2 separate regions of the Mus musculus genome follow, and region 1 is linked to region 2. A link is a loop called in an ENCODE intact Hi-C map of the cell type or tissue named here. Cell type or tissue: gastrocnemius. All regions are shown on one strand. Links, peaks and the distances in the headings refer to the core of each region. The heading gives the core; the rest is flanking DNA.

Region 1 (11,343 bases), core at 1,692-9,691, 190 kb before region 2:
GAAAAGCATTAAAGGGTCTGGGTTTCCTCTGCATGTAAATTTAGAAGAAGACAAAGGTCACCCAGGAGCTGGCTGAACAAAGGAACCACAAGAAAATAAAGCCTCAAGAGCTCTCAGAAATGATCTAGATGGTCTCCACCATGGAAATAGCATATTGGGTTTGTTGACTGAAAAGAAGGCAGAGAGTGAGCAACAGGACATGAAAACGTAAGAAATTGCTTCAACATGGGACTAACACAGTCTGGGTGGGGTGGCATCAGCCGGAGAGGCTGCACAAAGAGGAGAGTCCATACAGAGAGCTTTGAAATCGCTTCCCAGTGGAAAAAAAAAGATGACAAAGTACCTACGCACCTTTTAGAATAACTAAATCCAAAGCAACAATGCAACTAAATGCTGATGAGGATGTAGAGCAAGAGAAAAGCTCACCGTTGCTGATGGGGATGCAGGATGCCATAAGCCCTTGGAAGTCTGGTACCTTATTACAAAACTCAACATATTGTTACCAATGGATCCATAAATTGTGCTCCTGTATATATACCCAAAATGAGACAAAACCTGATATCTACTCTGAGCACTAATGTTGATTCTGTAGGTGAATGGGATAAACAAACTCTGGGACATCTATGCAATGAAATACTATCTGGCCTATAATAAAATAAATGAAATAAGCCAATCTGGAAAGGTTACGTGCTAAATAATTCAACTATACGTCATTCTTCCAAAGACATGGAAGCAATTAATAGTTAAATGTTCTGCATACTATGCTGTGGAGTCATCTGTGATCCAACACTGGAAGACTAAAGAAAGTAAGTTAAAGAAACAGAGAATCAGGGGGCTGTCTAATGAAACCTACAAAGTGGTAGGTTAAGTTTTGTGAGTGCTTTGGGGTTGTTTTGTTTTGTTTTGTTTTGTTTTGTTTTGTTTTGTTTAAGATAAATGGAGCATGCATGGTTCTGTGCCTGAGGTGTTCCTCACCACCTCGGCCAACTCTCCTTATTTGAAACATGCGCCTAATACTTAGAACGAAGTCTCGTGAAATGTCAGAGCCCTAGTCCTTATGTAGATGAGTCTGTACAAATGCTAGCAGCTACCCTACCATGAGGAGAGTGAGTATTCCTCCATCCTGTCCATGCTTCTTGGATTTCCAAACATGAAAGTCTAGAATATTCCTGTTACATGGTACAGATGGCTGTAAACAACTCTCAAAAATGGCAGTTTCCTACATACAGTATCTACTGGCCATAAACAGTCAAGTAATGACAAAAGAACACACATTTAAAATCCCAAAGCAGAAGTGGGAATGTTCCTTCAAAGGAGGAATATTGCCATTGGAAGGTTGATGTTTCTCATCCCAACCAATGGACGGAAAACGAGGTATTAAATAAAGGATGGGGAGAGAATCACAAGATGAAAAAAAGAACAAAATAGTTTATCTGAGCAAAAAGGAAAAGGGGATGAGAGGCAGAGTTAATAAAGAGTCTTGAGAAAGATACCCAGGGAAGGAAAAGATGGAAACAGCCCGGCCTTGTACTTAGCATTGATACTTCATGCTAGGCTTATTTTGTGTAACCCTTGTATCATCCTACAAAATAGACATGTGTGCCCTGGCTCATATGTGAATAAGTAGATCTAAAAAAGGTAAAATGTCTTGCTTTCTGAATCCACCTCTATCTAACTCCAAACTCCATTAAAAGGAAACTAAAGAATTGGATGGAGAGTGTGTGTCAAGGTTCACAAGCCTGGGCCAGCAAGATGGTTCAGCTGGTGATGGAGCTTGCTGCCCACCAACTTGAGTTTAATCTCTGGACCCCATAAAAAGGTACAAGTAGAGCAGCTACCCCACACACTCTGACTTATACATGTGTGTCACAGCATGTGCGTCCCCAAACCACCCCCCCCCACACACACATAAATTAACAATGCAAATAGTAAACTGAATAAAATTCCTAATTTATTTATTTATTTATTGAAAACATTTTTACTTTAGGAATCACGAGTTTTGGTAGAAGTTCCTAGATGCTGGTACATAGGCTCTCGTCTTATAGCTTGGCCACTCCCCTTCCATGCTCTGTTTGGGGAGGCTGGGTGGTGGTACTATGCAAACCACATCACTGCTTCCATGACAGACTTTGTTCAAGCCACCCATCACCCATCCTGGAGCTCCCGGTCCACTGGAGCCATCCTTCAAGTTCAGGACATTAGAAAACATCAAGAAGATGCACAATGAGTGCATCCCTTCAGGACATTCCCCTTGATTTGTATATTTTATTGCTCTCTGACTCTTCCCTTCCCATAGCTGCTTCTTCTATAAGAAACTATTCTTCTGTCTTCTTTTCTAACTACTAAGCTACCTCCTATAGCTAACCAATAATGGCTTATATTAAATTATCAAGGTCAAGGGTAAACTGGCACTTCTTCCCCTCCTTATTAGGTATTTGCTAACACAAAAGTTGGTATCAAGAGTGATTCCAGAAAAAGGAAAAAAAAAAAAAAGAAGCAACAATCCTATTTTGTGGCTACTTTAACAGAATCCCTAAACTTGTACTTTGTGTTAAATTTCTTGTTGATAGGAAATGAAATAGAATCATACCACAATTTTTACTTAAAGTCCATGTGGCTGAACCTGGACTGAAAGAGAGGGGGCAATGATGTATCAAAAGTCCAGGTCATTGCTCACTTAACTTAACTTGTACCATTTGGGCAGTCTCATATCCCCTTTCCATTGCCGTGCATCACTTCTGTGTGTACCTGACCTTACAGCTAAGTGACCAGATATCACTGATTTCATTATAAGTGCTGCTATTTGTTGCCTTCAAAAAGGTTTTGCTCGCAAACATTCCAAAAGTTTATCAGCAAGAATGTAGTTTTTGAGGAAGGTGTGCATTTTCACTGAGCCCCACAGGCCCACTCTCAACCCTCCTGCTGCTGCACCAGAGGCTCCACGCAGTGGTCGTGTTGCTCAGTGCATCCCTGACACTGCTGAATCTGCTGCTTTGTAAAGTTTAAATAAAATAACAACCGGCATTGCAAATGGAAGTTTACTATAATGCCTCCCACTGCTCTTGATCGCCTAGGCTCCAGTAGCATTTTGAGTTTTCATTAAACAGGTAAGACTATCACACTCAAATATAGTAGACATTGACTTCATAATATCTCATAAAGAGTTGGGTATTTTTCCAGTTAAAGTTAGTTCCAAGTAGAGCAATTTGTCTCCAGTGTTAGAGATCTCAGCATGCTCTGTACAACTGAACTCTAAGAAACTCCACTGAAATAATGGTTTTCTTCCTTCCTTCCTTCCTTCCTTCCTTCCTTCCTTTCTTTCTTTCTTTCTTTCTTTCTTTCTTTCTTTCTTTCTCTCTTTCTTTCTTTCTTTTTCTTTTGTTTTTGTTTTTTATTTGTTTGTTTGTTTGTTTGTTTGTTTTTGTTTGGGGTTATTTTTTTTGAGGATTTGCCTCTTTGCTAAGAGATCTACTGCTTTCTACTTCATGCTTATCAGAAGTAGTCAGCATGATATCATCCAGCTAACAGACTGATAGAGCGAGTGGAAGGTCTCAGTGACTAAGTTCCTGCAGTGTACATTATGACAGAGCAGGAGGGCTGGTATAGTCCTGAGGCAATAAAAGGAAGGCTACTGTTTAATCGCACTGGGTCAAGACAAGCTATACCCTGATGTGAGGATGGATGTTTCCAAACAGCATTTTCAGTTGCACTCTGGGTTAATTCATCCCATTAGAAATACTCATCTTGGATATCGGAGCCAATTGGGGTCACTAGCTGAATGACTTTAAGATAATAGTATACAGTTATTTTATTACTCTCCCAAATTGGTCTGCTCAGAAGGAAAAAAATGTGAGCTAAATGGGTAATGTACCAGCATCCTGGCTAGTTTCATGTCCTTCGTAATGGTATCCATCTTCAAGGATTGCCCTCTCAACTGTCAAAATTCTGGATTGATTATCCTAATACCTGAGGGAACAGCAAGCAGCTCCTACTAAGGCCTTCTACTTCTTGTCATTTGGCTGAAATTTGTTCTTTGGGTCTGTGCACAAACGTGGGAATTGTCACAGTTGTCAAATGTGGTTATTTCTATTAAACATCCACAGACTGAGGAGACAGACCGTAGACCACCGTGTTTCAGCTGAAGACTAAGATTCCTTCATTCACTGCCCACTGGGCTTATTAACCTGCATCACCAGACCCAACTCCAACATAAGTTTCTGGAACCCTTAGCTCTAATATACGTGTCTATAATGTATTATTAGACAATCATTATATATTATATAATGTTGTATATATATATGGCTGACATAGGATAGGCTTACTGGCCAGCCAGTCTATTTGAGTTTCACTTTCAGTAAGAGATCTTTGTCTCAAAAAATAAGATGAAGTGTGGTAAAGGCAGACACTCCACATTAACCTCTGGTCTCCACATACACTCACACATATGTACATGTGCACAAGACAGGCATATGTAAAACAAAACAAAACAAAATAATACAATACAATACAATACAATACAATACAATACAAACATGAGTACCACTTTAGGAAGAGGCAATGACGTAAGGAACAGAGTCAGGCCTGTCATCTCAGCCCTCCAAAAGCTCAATCAGAAAAACTGCTTTGAGTTTCAGGCCAGCCTGGTCTACAGTGTGAAACCCTGTCTCAAAAAGAAAGCCAGAGAGCCAGTGAGATAGCTCAGCAGACAATGTACTTGACACCCAGGCTTGACAACCTGTGTTTGAGCTCCAGGAGCCACACAGTGGAAGGAGAGAATCGACTCCTGAAAGTTGTCTTCTGACCTCCACAAGTGCATACTCACACATAAACAGGATAGGAGGGGGCGGGGGGGGGGGAGGAGAGAGACTAAGACAGATAGACAGACAGATAGGTAGAAGATAGATGTAATTTAGAGAGAGAAAAGAAACTAGAAGTCAATGATGTGTGGAGATTCAGGATATCTAAGGATGACTGTCTTGAATTTCTCAGCTCCTCCATTCTGACCTCTGTGGCAATCTCTGAGATGCCTGTAGTGGTACTCAGTAAACCTCTTTGTTGCTCTGCCAGTGGCTGTGCTAGACTTGACCACTAGGGGGCAAGAGAGGAAAACCGCGCCGTCTGCAGAGTAGGGTCCTGTCCCTTCCTCTTTACTGTTTTCTGCTTACTCCTTTGTCAGCTGGTGCCAGCGTTATCACCTCAGATTCGCTGCCTCGATCCAGCAGGCACGCATCCTTGCCCTGGCAGTACCTGGGTTCCATTTGTAGTTCTCTCCACTCTATAGAACTAACTCCACTGCTCTTTTCAGCCCATGACACGAGCTAAGCCTGCCACACCTTTCCCAAAATGCGTTTCACTCTTCAGGGTAACATCCTCTCTAACTCTGTATGTTTTCTTTTTCCTTCTTTCTTTTTTCCTTCTTTCTTTTAAAATGCACATGTTCTGCATTTACTAAACTTATGATGTCGTAGGAGTTTCTTTAAACCTTTTTAATCACCTAACCAACAACTTAGTTAAAAATTGTTTTAAATTAATTCAATGCAAATCATGTGTGTAGTTCATGTCTCCTGACTAAGCCCTGTTACATTTGCCTCCTTTAAAAAAATTAAAATTATTTAGTGAACTATTCACTCAGACTTACACTCACTCCTTTTGGTTGCTCGTCAGAGCTGATTGTGGGGAACATGGAACATATTAGTCTCTACTTTAGAGAAAACACCTAGGGAATCACATTCGGGCAATACTGAATCTAGTTTAGACACTAGAAAGATTGCCAGCCCCACTGAACGTGGTAGCTAAGAAATCTCCCCATTTCTATAGAAACTTTCTTATAGGAAGAGGATAATATCCAGGAAGACCCTCTGTTGACTCCTGAGATGCCCAAACCACAGCTCTAATAGAAGAAACCAGAACCCACTCTGCTCTTTAAATGCCAATGGGCAAAAATCATTTTTAGAAGTCAAAGGACATAGAGCAATTTGGGGAAATTCTGAAGGCAGAGACTGTGAATCATCACATCCACTGAAGCATGGAAGCTTTGGGTGAAGCTAAGGATTTGAGAGCTAAGCAGAGTCGTTTATGTAAGCGTAACAAATGCTAATCCACAGCAGTAAGTGTGACTGCACATAGGGCCTGTTCCTTTCTAAGCGAAATCTCCATTGTGTGTTAACAATACTGTGGGAGGAAGGAGTAACAGGGGATCTCCAGCGAAGCTGGCATCAGGAATGATGAGGGAGTTTGAGAAGAGCTAGAAGTGACAGCGTGTGGGAGTGACGGCTGAGAAGGGCGCAAAGCAGACAGACGGGGTCCGAGGTTCTTCACGACGGAGGTGACAAGGAAGACAAAATGATAGACGTTTGACCTAGCACTCAGAACGTACAAGCTTCGTGTTTTTAAACCTTATTCAAACACTCACTGTTTAGTGAGCAGAGAGGACCTGGATAAACGAAACGGCAGAAAGGCCAGGGAGAGAGTAAAGCTGGGTTTGGGAGGATGCCGGCGTCTCCGTTGATGTGTTGGCATGCGCTAAGCGAAACAAATAACTTGAGTGGTGTTTCCACTGTAGGCAGGACACAGAAGAAGATGATGAAAGGAGTCAGGAATCCCAAGTTCAAACTCAAATCTACTCTCTGGCTGACTGTAGATGGGTCTCAGAGATCCTCTGAAGCCATTTTTAAACCATTGTTTAGGGAGAGTTCAATGTCTCGAGAACTACTGTGAGCACCACTAAAATACTCAATAGGTTATTTTCCCTGCTTCCTTCATTCAAATCTATGTCTTTTGGAGGAGGAAAAAAAACCCAACTCTTTAGAGTATTGTGAGGACAGAAGACACCAGACACTCGGGTGTGGGTGAGAAATAGCTGTGCCAACAAGAAAGGAGATTAACTCGAGTAATTTCTCATTGAGTGATTGGCCCTTTATCCAATTAATCTACTCCTAAAAACCAAACGCATACCCAGGCACGATGGCACAAGCCTATAATCCAACACTCAATACTCACAAGGCTGAAGAATGGGCACTGCCAGCCCAAGGCAAGCCTGGGATTCTGAGTGAATCCTTATCTCCAAAGAAAAAAAAAATATCACACCACTCCTAGTACTCGTGGGAATGTTCTCTGGAACGTTCTCCTCGCACAGTGTTCCTTCCTTCCTTTCCGCTCTTTTCTTTCTTCACACCCGATCAAGAAGCCAAATTCCCTCTCACTGACCAACTAGAATATGAACAGTTCCCTCCTCTCTCATACCCTAACTACATTGCCTAAGTGTATTGAAATGACATCCTTTCTATATAAGTCGTAAGGGTTAATGACATCCGAGGGACAGAGAAGTGGTAGTCAAGCTCACAGAGAATATGGGAGCCAGCTGCTTCTTTCTGGTTAACCTGTCCACACATAGGTAACATCACAGGACTCCAGCAGGGCGAGGCAAAGAGACATCAGCCCTTCTGGAGAAGGCAGGGCCTCCACTGACTTGAAAGGTTTGGATGAAGACTGATAAAGACCTTCCACAAGTGAGACACCACGGAGCTAAAACCTCAACTTTACCTCAGGCTCCCCATAGGGGACAGAAAGAATAATAAAAGAGCCCCGGTTCCCCCACTCCTGTTCAACAACATTCTTAATATAGACCTGACAGTGAGGAAAATCGTTATCCAGTTACTAAATTGAAATCTATTATTGAGATATTTAAATTTATAATTAGTCTATAGTAGCCTTTAAAACTACATGTGTGCACACACACACACATACACTCACACATATTGTTTGTATGTGGATATATGTGTGTGTACCTGTGACTGTGGATGCCTGTGGATGTCAGAATAGGGTGACAGAGTCTCTGAAGCTGGAGGTGAGTATTGAGACCTGAACTCAGGTCCTCTGCAAGAACAGTACATGCTCTTAACTGCTCAACTATCTCTCCAGCACCTTAAACGTTATATTTGTAACTTGTTGTCTCGGTAGCTAAGGGTACTTGCTGGCCAGGCATAATGGCACACACCTTTCATCCCATCCACTGAAAAGTAGAGGCAGGAGAATCTCTGTGAGTCCATCCTGGTCCACATCTCAAGTTCCAGGACATTCAACACCACACAGAGAGACTTGTCTCAAAGCAAACAAACAAACAAATGACAACAACCAAAGAGCCCCGGATGTTCTTCCAGAGCACCTGGGTTAAATTACAAGCACCCACATGGTGGCTCACAACCATCTGTAATTTCATTTCCGGAAGATCTGATGCTGCCTTTTTGGCTTCTGCAGGCACCAGTCATGACCTGGTACACAGATATAAATAGATATACATGCATGCAGAATGTTTCATACATGTAAAATAAAATACTTAAAAAAATAACTGTTTCTCAGTGTCCCTTTTCCTAGACATATTAACTTTGGTAAAGTATTTACTTCTGCATGCTACTCTCTTTCTCTCTACATCCTCTGTAATTTACAATAATACGTGAGACTAAAGCGAACCTACAGACCCCCCCCCAAAAAAAAATGGTTCAGAATTCCAGCCAAAGGAAGCTGGTTAAGCAAGAACTTGAAAGAATATTGCATGTATCATGTAACTAAACACCATGAGGTCTCTACTGGCATATTCAATGAAATCAGTAAGTCCACAGGAAACAGTGAGAGAGTTGCCTCTTTTGCACACCTATACAACAGCCATGGATAACAACTGAGCTCAGAAAATATCACTAAAGCCATCTAAAAACAATGTTACAACTTAAAGGCCATTTTCAGTGCAAGATAATATAGTAGCAAGGGTTATGTCAATTTCCAGGCTTGAGAGATGACTCAGAGGTTAAGAGCACTTGTCTCTCTTTTAAAGACCGGGGTTCAGTTCCGAGCACCCACATGCTGCCTCACAACTGTCTATAACTCCAGTTTCCAGATCTAATGGCCTCTTCCAATCTCCACAGGCACCAAGCATGCACATGTTATACATACATACATACATGTAGGCAGAACAGTCATACACATAAAATAAATAAATCTAAAAATATATACAGAGAAGGTTATGTCAGACTTGACTCTAACTACAAACTAGAGAAAAACACCATTTTACAGGATGTCTGAGATGGGCACCACTTAACCCAGGCTTAAAATTCTTTGCATGTATGCTCCACAAAATGGGCATTCTGCAGTGCGAAGATCAATATTCCCAGCAGCCCTGATGACGACCACATTTCCCTTCCATCTTCTTTATAAAGTAAAATATCAGAAACCAGGAAGATTGTGTAAGACAGACCTACCTAAATGTTCTTGCTCACAGCCACTTTTATTAGAGTGAGAAACCTTAAGATTTCTACTATGATGAAGAGATAAACTCCTCCTCCAAACAGTTTCGGAAGTACTGAGTGACCCACGAGTGGGAAGCTGCTTAGCACAGCAGCTGAATCAGGAGATGCCGGACTGGGAGGGTTCACCCAAGATCAACCCGGAAATCCACGGTGCTGTTGGTTAGGCACTGGGAGGCTCACAACAAAGTGTGACTAACACATATAAAAAGCATCACGAGCCTCCGTTTGGAAGGTAGTAAGCAGAATTTCCATCTGCGTGCTGGAGCCGCCAGCTCTTCACTCTAGCCCTACTTGGTCACGTGGGCTTGGCCCTGTTGGCCCCAAACTGAAGGCAACATTGATCGCTTTCCTACCACCCAGGCAGCTTTTGCTCAGGGCCCCTTCCTATGAGTAGATCTGAGACCTGGATGGATAGGATTCCTGACCTCTCTCCGTATACAGCCTCTCGGTCAACAAAACACCTCACCCCTCCTTTCTAATGTCACCCAAACTCTGCCTTCTCGTATCAGTTGCTCAGTGTCTACCCTCTTGCCTAGCCTCTATAATTCAGCCTACTTCCATGCCTGCCCTGGGCAGATCATTCTCCTTCAAACATGAAACCTATCACTCTCTGCTCTAAATCAACCGAGTAGAATAAATAACTTCTAAATTTTTATGGTCCATTAGGATAAATACCTATCAGAAGTGAGTTTGAAAGTTTCAGACATAAAGAAGTATCATGTCCAAGATCCTAAACATGTGAATTACCCTGGTCTGGCTATTATACATTGAATGCATGTATTAAAATGATACTGTGTAACCCATAGACACATACTTGGTACAAGCCAACTGAAAATAAATTCAAAACATGTAAATCACCCAGTGAAGTTTTCAACATCCTTAGGATAAAATCTAAACTCTGTAGGCTATCCTTGAAAACCGAGCCTGACCAGCTGCTGAATGACTACTTTGATACGGTCTCCTATCACAGTTCTTCAGCAGCCCTGGCTAAGAAGACCTCTGACTTCCCTAATCACAGGGGCCACCCTCCATTGCTATCTCCCTGTCACTCCATGTGTCAGTGTGCTTTCTTTCCTTCTAGCACCTGTCACTGTCTAAAGTTCTTAGGTGTTCAATGGTTTATTTCATGGCCATCAGGTTGACGTTACTACGATAGACACTGTAACAAGGAGCCAATCTGAATGTTTATTGGTGTACTCTTACTACCAAACATAGCACAGGTTATTTTTTAATGGGTTAGTAAATGAAAAAATATATAATTATAATTATATAAAATTTAGGACTTAAGATATAGCTCAAGGGTAGAGCACTTGCAAGACCCTATGTTCAATTCCTCAGAATGGGTATGTGTGTATCTGTGTGTGTGTGTGTGTGTGTGTGTGTGTGTGTGTGCATGCGTGTGTGTATGTGTATGTGTGTACATGTGTGTGTATACACTTCCATGAGCTATGGTGTCAGCTAAGTCATTTTTCATTAGCCATGCAACTCCATACTCAATAATATAATATCTTTGCTCTTTTTATCACCAAGAAAGTGGGCATAGTTTGGTCTTATAGGATATAGAAAGAACATGCATATTAAATACTTAGTATTATGCCTGAGACAACAAATACATAAGTTTTAGTGGAGGATCAGTGTTGCAGTTATCTTAAACATATGAATATAAACCATAAGAACTGATTGCCACCTAGAAAATGGTTCTCCCAAACTGAACAATGTGATGAGAAATCCTAGGTTATGTTTTCCTATCCATCCCCATTGTCCAGGTCAGTGTTTGTTTGCTTGTCACCAGCTGGGCACATCTGGGAGCAGGGAGCTTTAACTGAGAAAATGTCTCCATTGTATTGTCCCACATACAAGTCTGTGGGTCATTCTCTTGATTAATGACTGATGTAGGAAGGCCCAGATCACTCTGTGTGGTGTCGCCCCTGGGCAGGTGGTCCTCAGTCCTATAAGAAAACAACATCAGCAAGCTATGGGAAGCAAGCCAGGAAGCAGCATTCCTCCATGACCTCTGCTTCATTTGCTGCCTCCAGTGTCCTGC
Region 2 (11,343 bases), core at 1,586-9,585:
TGAAATCATCTCAAATAAGATTCCCAATATAAAAAGAAGTTTCACATTCTCTTTATTTCTCACATTTTCTATTTTCTTCCAATTATGATATTGCTTCTTAAATACTACTTATGATACATCTTCCCACCGAGCTTCGACAAAAGTCAACCAGCCCAACAGAAATTCTCAAAATTGTTATATACCCAATAAAATTATTTTGTGTCTGCCAGATGACAGCAGTGTGTCCAAACAGACACCTCTAAATTTCCTGCCCCCCCCCAACACTTATATGTAATCAATACATATAAAGACCTTGTTCTATCTGTATACACTTAATTATATCTCCCTACCAGACCCCAACTGTGCTGGCTAGTTTTTTGACACAAGGTAGAGTCATCTGGGAGGAGGGAGCCTCAGTTGAGAAAATGCCTCCCTAGGACTATAGGCAAGCCTGTAGGCATTGTCTTCATTAGTGACTAATGGGAAAGGGCCCAGCCCATCGTGGTTCTGAGTTCTACAAGAAAGTGAGCTGAGCAAGCCAAGGATAGAGTCAATAAGCAACACCCTCTCATGGCCTCTATATCAGCTCCGGCCTCCAAGTGCCTGCCCTGTCTTCCTTCAGTGATGAACAGTGATGAGGAAGCACAAGTCAAACAAACCCTTTCCTACCCACGTTGCTTTTGTCCAGGTGTTTCAGTACAGCAAAAGTAACTCTAAGACATCAGCTGACACGACTTAGTGCTCTACTTGGGGTACAGTAAAGAGGGAAAGCCCTAATGTGCTTTGGGGTTGCCCGTGTCCATTGACTAGCAGCGTCAACATCCTTCTTGACTTGAACGCTAGTGCTTTTCAAGATCTGAGCCCCAATCCCTTGCCATTTCAGTGGGATGATACTAAATAATCCACACCCTAACATATAACACTTTCTGTGTGCCCTAGGAGACAGTGCCCCTCCACAAACATTGAAAACCAGGCTCTTTTTTAAAATCAAGAATTAAATTTAAAAAAAAAAAGACTTTCTCAATCTACATGTGTTGAGACTTGTCAACCCATGTACTTTGAGAGACATTTGGGATACTAAACCATACCCCAGTGCAGTCTAAACTAGATTATAATACTAGTGAGATGACAGGGTCTGCCTTACCTATTGTTGTAAGCCCCACCCTAACATGGTTTTTTTCAGCACAAATTGTTAATGCTCAATAGGTACTGGTTGAGCAACAAAATTAGTGAGTCATAGCCATATAAGCTAACCTCCAAGGTGAACCCAGAAACTCTGGGGACTAAGAATTAAAAAGAGAATATTTACTGTCCCTGTACAACAATGCACATGAGACTAACTCTCCTGTGCAATTAATATATGATTGTTTTAAACACTTTGTAAACAAACTGGAGATGATCCCATTGAGCCAAAAAGGTAAAGAGTATTGGTGACCCCCAGGGCCTTCCATGTGCTACAAGCTTCATGAGCTCTCTGCACTCAGGCATCTTCCCTTAACCTCCAGGAATAGCAACCCGTCCTGGCAGACAGCTGTAGAAGTTTGAGGGACTAAACTGTAACGAGTGAGGATGCTTCTAAGTGTGAATGTGGGGGAAGGCCATCTAAATGCCAAACAATCAAAACCCTGGAGCCATATGTCTCCCTGTTCTTCTGGCATTGGTAGAGAAGGTAAGGGGTGAAATGAAGAGCTCCTTTGAGGAGATAAATGTTCTAAGTGGTAGTGCATAAACTCTCCAAGCGTGAAGAAGATGGAGGACAATGACAGCAGAAACAACTGTCTGAAAAAGGATGAAGCTGACAATACACGTCAAGGATTTGTTATACATTTGAGTACTAACTACAAAGTCTACAACAACTAATCCCAGGATCCTGAGGAATGAAAGGGAGGCCATGGCCACTCCTATGTATGGTTGAGGAGAAGGTTTGTACTGTAGGTATGAGAGAGAGAGAACATCCCAAGAGGCGTCTGGAAAAGTTCAGACTGAACATGGCCAGCAGAATAGACAGGACCGTAAGAGGTGAGAGAAGGAATGAGAGGGAGAGAAGAGAGAAGGGCAAGAGATGGGACCAGGAGAGGGAGAAGAACCAAAGGAACACATGGATAAAGAGGCCAAGAAAGGACCAAGAGACAGTACGTGTATTGTCAGCTTCATCCTTTCTCAGACAGTTGTGTTGTATAGGAAAGAAGCTGAGAAATGAGAAGCTCAGGGTCTGGAGGGGTTTAGGCTACAGGGCTGGGGTGAGAAGTGCTGAAATGAGCCAGGACTCTGGAACGGATACTTCGGATGCTGAGAGCATCTACTTTGCTAGGTTAATAGGCACCTCAGCCATTTGTCCTGAGTTTCTTCTAGATGTAACACCTATCAAGAGGAGAGTGCTCAAGAATGTAACTCAGTGGCTAACATGCATCCATTCATTCAACAAGCACAGTTGTGCAAAGGATGTCACACACATGCTAAGTATTGAAAGTGAGTAAAAATAATACATGGCACAGATGTGTCCATCATAGACTAAAGATCAGGGATGAGACACTAAGGCATTCAAATCAGGATGTGTTAGGGACCAGTCACTGGAAAATATGAGCCTGGACTTAATCCTGGAGGATGGCAGAAAGTGGCTAATTAGAAAGAATGTGGATTCTAGGACAGCCAAGGACATATTTGCAATGGCACAGTGTGGCAGCACCCAAGCTCTCCACTGCTACTGCTCTAAGAAAACTTCCTCAGAATCATGATTGCTTATCCTTGATTTAAACATTTCCATAAAGCCCATTTTGTTGTGTAAGGGAATATAGTCACAGTTCCTGGAGCATAGACTTCTATGAGGGACCTTTATTTTTACTACTACAAGAATAATTCTTGGTTCCTCTCTCTTCCATTCACTTCACTCCTACCCATACCTCAGCTAGTCACTGCCAGGTCCTGTTTAGACCATCTTCAAAATTATCGAAAGGCCATCTATCTAGCTCTGCCCTGACTCAGGTCACCTTATCATCACCAGATTACTGTGGCTGGCTTTCTAGTGATTTCTCTACTGATTTTTATTCCATCACCAGTCATCCCCTACACTCCAGCTAGAAAAATTACAAAATGATAACAAAACATAACAAGAACTGCTTATATTTCACAAGTTACCTTTAATGCTAAGAATCTAAAGTCCCTCCTCTCGCCCAATACACCTTTTGATCAGCCGCCTCCTGGCACACTAACATCCACACCTCCTCCAGTTCCTTGAAGGCACCCCACTATTCCTTCCTGCTATGGTTTGGTTGTGCTTTGACTGTGTTCCTCCAAAGTTTCATGTGGAATTTGGTCACTAGGATGGCTATGCTCAGAAGTAGTGGGACCTGTAGCCCGACTCTTGGCTACCTTGTGGCTTCTTTATCTTCTACCCTTCCTCATCCCTTTTCTTCCACCCTTACAACCCCCTAACACTAGATAGGAGAGAGAAAAGAATAGAGGAGAAGGGGGTGACATTATGGTTAGACTACTTTCCGATGATAAGAGACATTGAGGTTCTCGGGACACGTTTGATATTCGCCATCAGGATATCTAACTTCTTGTTGTTTCTTCTTTGCACACGACTACTTAACAAACCTCAGCTAACAGCAACCAACCAACAACCCAACAACAGTAACCCTGCCTCTCAGGGACCTAGCATGTATATACCCTCTGAAGAGCTCCTGGAACACCGAATGTTACACGTGCACAGCGGGCAAAACCATGCCCTTGCCAGAGCACGAGGCAAATCATAGTCAGCTGTTGTGGACGATCCAAAGCATTCCCATATCCCACACCTGGGATTAAAACGAAACATATTCTTATAACACTTGGTTGTTTTGTTTTGTTTTGTTTTCCCAAAGAAACCAAAACTCTCATTACAGGGATTTTTAAGAGTTGACTCCTCCTGGGTGTTGATTAGGTCATTGTGAGCACCACCCTTGGAAGGAACTGAGGGAGTTCTCATGAGATCTGGGTTAATCCTCTGGAAGTGCTGTTGTGTCAGAGTGCTCCTGAGCCCTCTGTCTGTGATCTGGCTTTTTATCTCACCGTGGATCACCCCCCTCCTTCTCAGCACTCCCTCCACCACACCGCCAGCACGAGCTTCTTGCAGAAGCTGACGACAATGCTTTGTTCTTGAACCTCTAGAGCTGTTAGCTAAAAATATCCCTTTCATTATAAAGGATTAAGTTTATGGTAACGTACTATATTAATATAAAATAAACTAACAGCTCCTAGGGTTAACTATAAACTTTTTACTCATAGTTATATTCTCTTCCCCTCTAAGACTGCCCCACCCACGTCCCAGCCTAAAAATATTTTTTCATGTTTCTTCTATGTACTTAATGTTATTTCTTTAAAAGGTTACCCCAGCCTATACTAGGTCTTCTTTAGTAGTTGCATATGTTCCTTTCCCTAAGATCTAACACAATTTCTATTTTATGGTTATTAGGACCAACTCTATACACACACACACACACACACTCCATAAAAGTTAAGAATGTATCTGTTTTTCTTTCTGTGTTACCTGCTGCTAACATAGAGGCTGGTACGTAAGTGTTCGTTAAATATCTCTTTATTTTAAGGCTTATTTAATTTTATGTGTATGGGTGTTTTGCCTCCATGTGTCTGAGCATGCCACTCATGCAGTCCTCTGAAGGTCAAAACAGGACGACTCTTACACTGGAACTGCTATGTGGGTGCTGGGAATCCAGGCTCACTGCAATATAAACACTGTGACCAAAAACAATTTGAGGGAGGAAAGAGTTTATTTCGTGTTATACCTCCTGATCACAGTCCATCAATGAAGAGAACAAGGTGGGAATTCAAGCAGGGCAGGAACCCGGAGGCAGGAACTCAAGCCAGACCATGGAGGAACCGCTGCTTGCTGGATTGGTCACAAGCTCAGGTTCAACTATTTCTTATACCTCCTGGGACCACCTGCCTAGGGGTGGAGCCACCCAAAGTGGGCTGGGCGCTCTCACGTCAATCACAAGAATAAATAAATAAATAAATAAATAAATAAATAAATAAATAAAAATAAAACCGCCCCCCACAGACTTGCCTAGAGGCTAATCTGATGGAGGTATTCTCTCAGTCTAGGATCCTTCTTCCCAGGTAGCACTAGTTTGGATCAAGTAGGAAAAAAAAGGAAAAGTTAGCCTACACAAAAGAAAACCTCTCCTTTTTCCTTATTTCCAGGTTTGTTGCGATTCATCCAAGATGATGCACAAGAAGCTCCTTTGGGATCTGTATGTCACACTATCAATACAACGCTTACATTAATCACTTCCAGTTAAGGGCCAAGACCAGCGACATCCATTTGAAGGCCAGCACTGCCCCCTGGTGGAAATAGCGGGCAGGGGCAAGTATAGCCACCAACTGATGGTCAAAGAACGTATTTATTTAAACATGTGCTTCTTAGGAGGAGTTTTTATTGTGTGGATACCATTATATTATTAACTGGGAAATAATGTTCACAAATTATATATTTCATATAATGTATTGTCTTGAAATATGTATATTTGTGAAATGACTAAATTAAACTGACATATCACATACCTTTTATGATAGGGACACTTCAAATCTACTTGCACAAATGCAGTGTTGTTTTCTCTATTTTGACACAAAAATGTTCTCTTAGAAATATTTTATATACATGTGAAGCATATACAACAAATTAGTTGTCTGCTTATTACTTAATTATAATTATAATTATTATAAGAAACAATTAGCAGCAATAGCAGTAGTAGCCATTTATGTAATAATCAAGCACTGCGGGTACTTTGAATTATTAATACATGCTAATGTGCTACTTCAGTGTATCAATTTCGACAGTGCAATCAGAAGAATGGTTTTACAATGCATAAATAATTTAGACGGTGGATACCCAATATGTAAAGTAGGTATGCAAATCAGCACGCATCACCGAGTAATTATTCATAAATAAAATAGTCTTCTCCAGGCATTTTTCTTCAAGGGTGTGGCCTCCTGCTAGGCTGCCTACTCTCTAGCTGATGGCACCACATCCGTGATACGGGCACTAATAACTCAGACACGCCGGGTTTAGGAAAATAGAAAGACATGAAGTTGGGAAGGGGATGCATGGATGTTAGGTCTGGGAGGAGTCAAGGAGGGGAGGGGGAGGGGAGGGGAGGAGCCAGGGAGGGGAGGAGTCAGGGAAGGCATGGATGTGATAGAAATGCATTGCATTCATCTATGAACATCTCAAAGAATAAGTGAATCTCAAAGTATGAGAGTCTCAAGTCACTTTGAACAAACAAGTTGACACCCAGTATGTGCCTGGTAATCCATGTCTGGATCTTACGTGTTGAACCTGCTAATGAGGAACTGAATTAAGAGATATCTGGGGCTCTTCATAACTGTAAATAACTGCCCTGCAGCTTTGCCTAGGTCATGCATTTAAAGACCATACCAGTGCTGGCCACAGTGCCGGCTGGCCAGCCTTGTGCTAACTCATGTCCTGGTAACACCAATCAGAAGAGTCAGTATCCTAGAGATAACACCAAGTCCATACCATCGTCCCCATGTGAACCTGAAGCCAGTCGTTCCAAAGTCCCCCTACCACGCCTTTCTACCATCCTCACCCCACCCTCTGGGTCACCGCCTCAGTGAAGGTTCCGTCACTTTCAGCTTCACTTCCCCAGTACACACACACACACACACACAGGCACACACATACCCCAGCACCACCATCAATGGTAACAGTATTGAATCGTTCCACTCTCTAGTTACTATGTTAAGACCAACGAGATGGAAACTTTTAAATACATTTTGACAGTTCATTTGAAATTTTTCTGAAAAACCTCTGATTAAAGAAAGAAGGAAGGAAGGGAAGGAGAGAGAGATTTAGTGGAGAATCTGCCTTACAGCATTAACCATCCCATGTGTCTTTCCTCTGAGATGTCCTAGCAGTGACATCTGTCAGAAGCCTCTCATTAGTCCCCAGCCGCATCCTGGTCTCTCTCCTTACCTGTGCACCCTCTCCCACCAATTTTCAACTTCAGTCTCCTCTCCCTCCTCTGGCGTCACCCTGAATCTTTCCTTCCACTCCCACTCCACACATCCCGTCTCTGGACTTCAAGACGGATAATACAAACAAACCTGTCTTCCCTCCACCCCAATGCTACGCTCAGCTTTGTGACACTTACTTCTTTTTTAATTTATTTGTGTGTGTATATATGTATATTGTGTGCATGTGTCTGTGTCTCTGTTTCTGTGTTTGTGTAATGTTATGCCCTCCATGTAGAGGTCAGAAGACAGCTTCCAGCGTTAATCTTCACCTTCAACCTTGTTTGATGTAGGGTCTCTTTGATTTGGTTTTGTGTTATGCTAAAACTCTTTACAGAAAATAACACTCTTGCCAGCCCATCATCAAAGGATGTCAGCAGCTGGCTGGTGGTCCACTCTCTCTCACCTCCAGACATCATGATATACTTCATGTCCACTTACCGTCGTGCTCCACTTGTTCCTCGGTCCATATTCCATAACTGTTGAATTCAGTCCCTGAGTCTGGACTCCGGGCTTGAACAACATCTACCTATTTTAAAATTCTGTACATTGGTCTCCAGTCTCCAAGTGCTAAGTTTGAATGTGGTTTGTGTAAGTCTTCTAAAGGCTTCTGTGCTGGACACTTGGTCTTCAGTGTGATGGTTTTGAAGGAGTGGAACCTTTCAGAGGTTAGACACAGTGGAAGGCAATTGGCTCGATGTTCATTAGGGAATCTGCCTCCAAAAGGATTAACACCGTTTTGCTTGTGGGGCCCAGTCAGCTCTTGAGGAAGGGCTGTGGTAAAGCAAGGCCAGCCCCGAGGACTTGTTTCTTCTCCAGCAGCTTTTCCCTTGCCCACCGGAAGCTGAAAAGATGGTACTGCCTAATCTCGGACTCTCAGCTTCCAAGACTGTCAGTTAGATAGGTCTCAGGTGTCTTGTTAAAGCAACAGAAATGGACTGACATTGAACCAACCTCCCGACAACTTTACACCAGCCACGTTCACTCTTGCCTCCTCTGTGACATAAAGACATCCAATGACTCAAACTCTTTCATCAGCTTATCTGTGTCTCTGATTTCGATCCTTCCTTCTATATAATTATGTAGTCAGTCACCCCGGTCATTTTCTCTAGAGCACCAGGAATTTCTTTGGCAGTCTTTCCTTCTGGCTCTACCTTCAGATCCTCCAAACCTACATCATTCTGTCTATCCTAGCACAGTATTACTTTCAAATACATAACTGAGCATCAACTGAAATGAGAACCATGCCCTCAATTCTGAGTACCGATCCCTTTACACCTTTCTGGCCAGCCATTTGCCCAGAGCAATGAGCTTACTCTAAACATTGACTCTCCCTATTAGCCGCCATCTTTATCTGGGATATCCCAGCAACCTCTCAAATTCAGTTAGTCCAAAATTAAGTTTAGTGTTCCCACCTTAATCCCATCTCAGTCAACATTATGAATTCCCAGCATATGAAATCAGTTATGAGGGCCAGCCCCAGTCCTAGCCACTGTATACTTGTTATTGCAGTATTTGGCTAGCCTGAGCTACATAGCAAATTCCAGGCTTGGTCAATAGTAAGATCCTATCAAAACAAAACAAAACAAAGCCTTCCTTTACTCTCAAATATCAATCAATAACCACTTCCTCTCCATCGTCTTCCATACGTTACCATCTTCATCTTTGCCATCTGGACCATTCTTATTTTTTTTTCAATTTTTTATTAGATATTTTCTTCATTTACATTTCAAATGCTATCCCAAAAGTCCCCTATACCCTCCCCCTGCCCTGCTCCCCTACCCACCCACTCCCACTTCTCGGCCCTGGCGTTCCCCTGTACTGGGGCATATAAGGTTTGCAAGACCAAGGGGCTTCTCTTCCCAATGATGGCCAACTAGGCCATCTTCTGCTACATATGCAGCTAGAGACATGAGCTCTGGTGGTACTGGTTAGTACGTATTGTTGTTCCACCTATAGGGCTACAGAACCCTTCTGCTCCTTGGATACTTTCTCTAGCTCCTCCATTGGGGGCCCTGTGCTCCATCCAATAGCTAACTGTGAGCATCCACTTTTGTGTTTGCCAGGCACTGGCATAGCCTCACAAGAGACAGCTATATCAGGGTCCTTTCAGCAAAATCTTGCTGGCATATGCAATAGTGTCTGCTTCCTAGTTTGCCTTAGTTTGCCTTATCAATTCATTTCAACTTGATTCTTTTGCTACAACTTTATTAAAATATACTTACATTGTTTCCCTCCATTCAATTCTTTCCCCCAACTCCCCCCACGCCCCCACATCCTCACTCCTACTCCCTATTAAGTTCCTGGCCTCCTCGTCTTTAATTGTTCTTGCACACGCATGCATATATAAAGTACCACCCACTGTGTCTGTTCAGTGTGATTTGCGTGTGCATCATTTCAGGGCTGGCCACTTGGCTTTGGGTCATCAAGTAGAGCATTCCTCCCTGAGAGTAGACCACTTCTCTAACTCTTAGAATCAACTTGATATTTTCCTTCACTTTCTACTTAAGATTCATTCCAAATTCCTTGGTCTAGCACACAGAACTGAACAGGATCCAACCCCTGTCTGGAACTAACGATTCCCTAAAGACTGTTACAATGTCTTTTCGCGTCTACACGCCTACATTTCTTGAGCTCTGAGTCCATAGCACACTAGACAGGGTAGCCACAGACTGTGTCACTAGCCAACACATATGTGTTACAGCTACAGAAAGAAGGAGATATTACCAAGGATATAGTTATTTAAATGACACGGTTTTTGTTCTCATGGGATAAAGTACCTGTTTCTGTAGCTAATAGTCCTTCATCCGAGAGTATAGTAAGCCAGGCAGACAGGGCCCGTCTCTGTCTCACTTAGCCATTGACACTGGATTAGCCCCTGGACCAGATAATGACAGTGTGTTCATAGGGTCTCTAGATGAAAGAAAAGGATTACTCATTCAAAATTAAAAGTCAAAATAATGAACTTAATATAGAACTAGACCCGACTTTATGTACGATAACAAATATCCTGAAGCGATGAGGGGGGGTGCTAGGCATTAATTATTTTTTAAATCGCCCAATTATGCATCATTTCATGCTAATCTAAATGATGCCATTTCTCTCCCAGCAGACACCACTCAACTCGAGACAGCCCCCACAACCGTGTATAAAAGCTCAAAGAACCCACAAGCAGGTGAGGTTCTGTACGCCTTTGAAATTACAGCTGCCCACGGACCAGCGGAACGTTTGGCTTGGCACCATGTCTCTCCGGTTTTCTGGCGGATCCAGGCACGTTGGCATACAGTCCGGATCCCTCAGGCCGCCCAGCGGAGGCGCAGGCTTTGCTGGGAGCAGCGTGGCTGGCGGTTCGGTTGCTGGTAGTGGATTTTCTTGGGCTTTGGGAGGGACACTGGGCAGTGCTCCTGGTGGGAGCCATGCCACTGGTGCCCTGGGAAATGTCTCTGGTGTTTGCTTCATCGGAAGTGAAGGGGGTCTCCTCTCTGGAAACGAGAAGGTCACCATGCAGAATCTTAACAACCGCTTGGCCTCTTACCTGGATAACGTAAAAGCTCTGGAGGAGGCCAACTCTGAGCTAGAGAGAAAGATCAAGACTTGGCATGAGAAATACGGACCGGGATCGTGCCGTGGACTTGACCGTGACTACAGCAAGTATCATCTAACCATTGAGGACCTGAAAAGCAAGGTAAATCGCAAACTTGAAACTAGCCAAATAAACATAATAACTTTCGGCAAAAGTATATAAAACCACAAAGGGAAAAACTTCATGGCTGTACTCTAAGTTGAATTTAATTTTAATAAATAATTCTTCCCATTGCTCAAAATTAGGAGCCTTGGTTCAATACTTTCAATGTGAATCCCACTGTCTATTTTGAGATACATTTATAGATAATAAATTATTATCTCCTAAAAAATAATGCAATTGTCTGAGAACGAAATTAAAACATTGCTACTTTTTAAAAATTAAATTCTAAACATTCTGATAATTGCATATGTTTAAAATTGATGCAAAGGCTTAATTATTTTGTAAGTAATGCATAACAAAAGCAAGATTATTTCTGTTAACTCCCTCTTCATTTCCTCCAGATCATCTCTTCCACGGCTGCTAATGCTAATATAATTCTGCAAATTGATAACGCCAGACTGGCCGCAGACGATTTCCGACTAAAGTAGGTGACAGATGACAATGGCGGCCCCGGAACTAAGTTCCTATCTGTTTATGTTGTTAAATTACTTTCTTTTTCCATTTTTATCTCAAGTAAAATTACAACCTAGAGGAGTAAAGGAAACAAAGGATTTCTGATAGAAAATGATAAGTAAGTGAGCATGTTA

Evidence for each region. A loop is a pair of places that touch in the nucleus more often than their neighbours do. Peaks named below come from ENCODE experiments on the same cell type or tissue, not always from the same donor. Only the 100,000 strongest peaks of a DNase experiment are listed, where the experiment ranks them.
Region 1: it touches region 2 in a loop (2.3-fold over the local background); 9 of 42 quality-filtered maps call a loop at or near these places.

What each region holds. Positions count from the first base shown.
Region 1 is chr11:99,568,067-99,579,409 of GRCm38, reverse strand. No RefSeq gene overlaps it. Among named protein-coding and RNA genes, the nearest start is that of Krtap3-1, 7.1 kb to the right of the region's middle. In gastrocnemius, for the core only: a CTCF peak has its summit at 5,077 (motif pointing right); a DNase peak (open chromatin) is centred at 5,093; H3K4me3 peaks cover 180 bases.
Region 2 is chr11:99,373,749-99,385,091 of GRCm38, reverse strand. It overlaps Krt28 (keratin 28), which reads left to right and starts at 10,189. Exons shown (of 8, transcript NM_027574.1): 1 at 10,189-10,696; 2 at 11,098-11,180. The coding sequence starts at 10,253. In gastrocnemius, for the core only: no CTCF peak of the experiment used is centred there; a DNase peak (open chromatin) is centred at 5,321.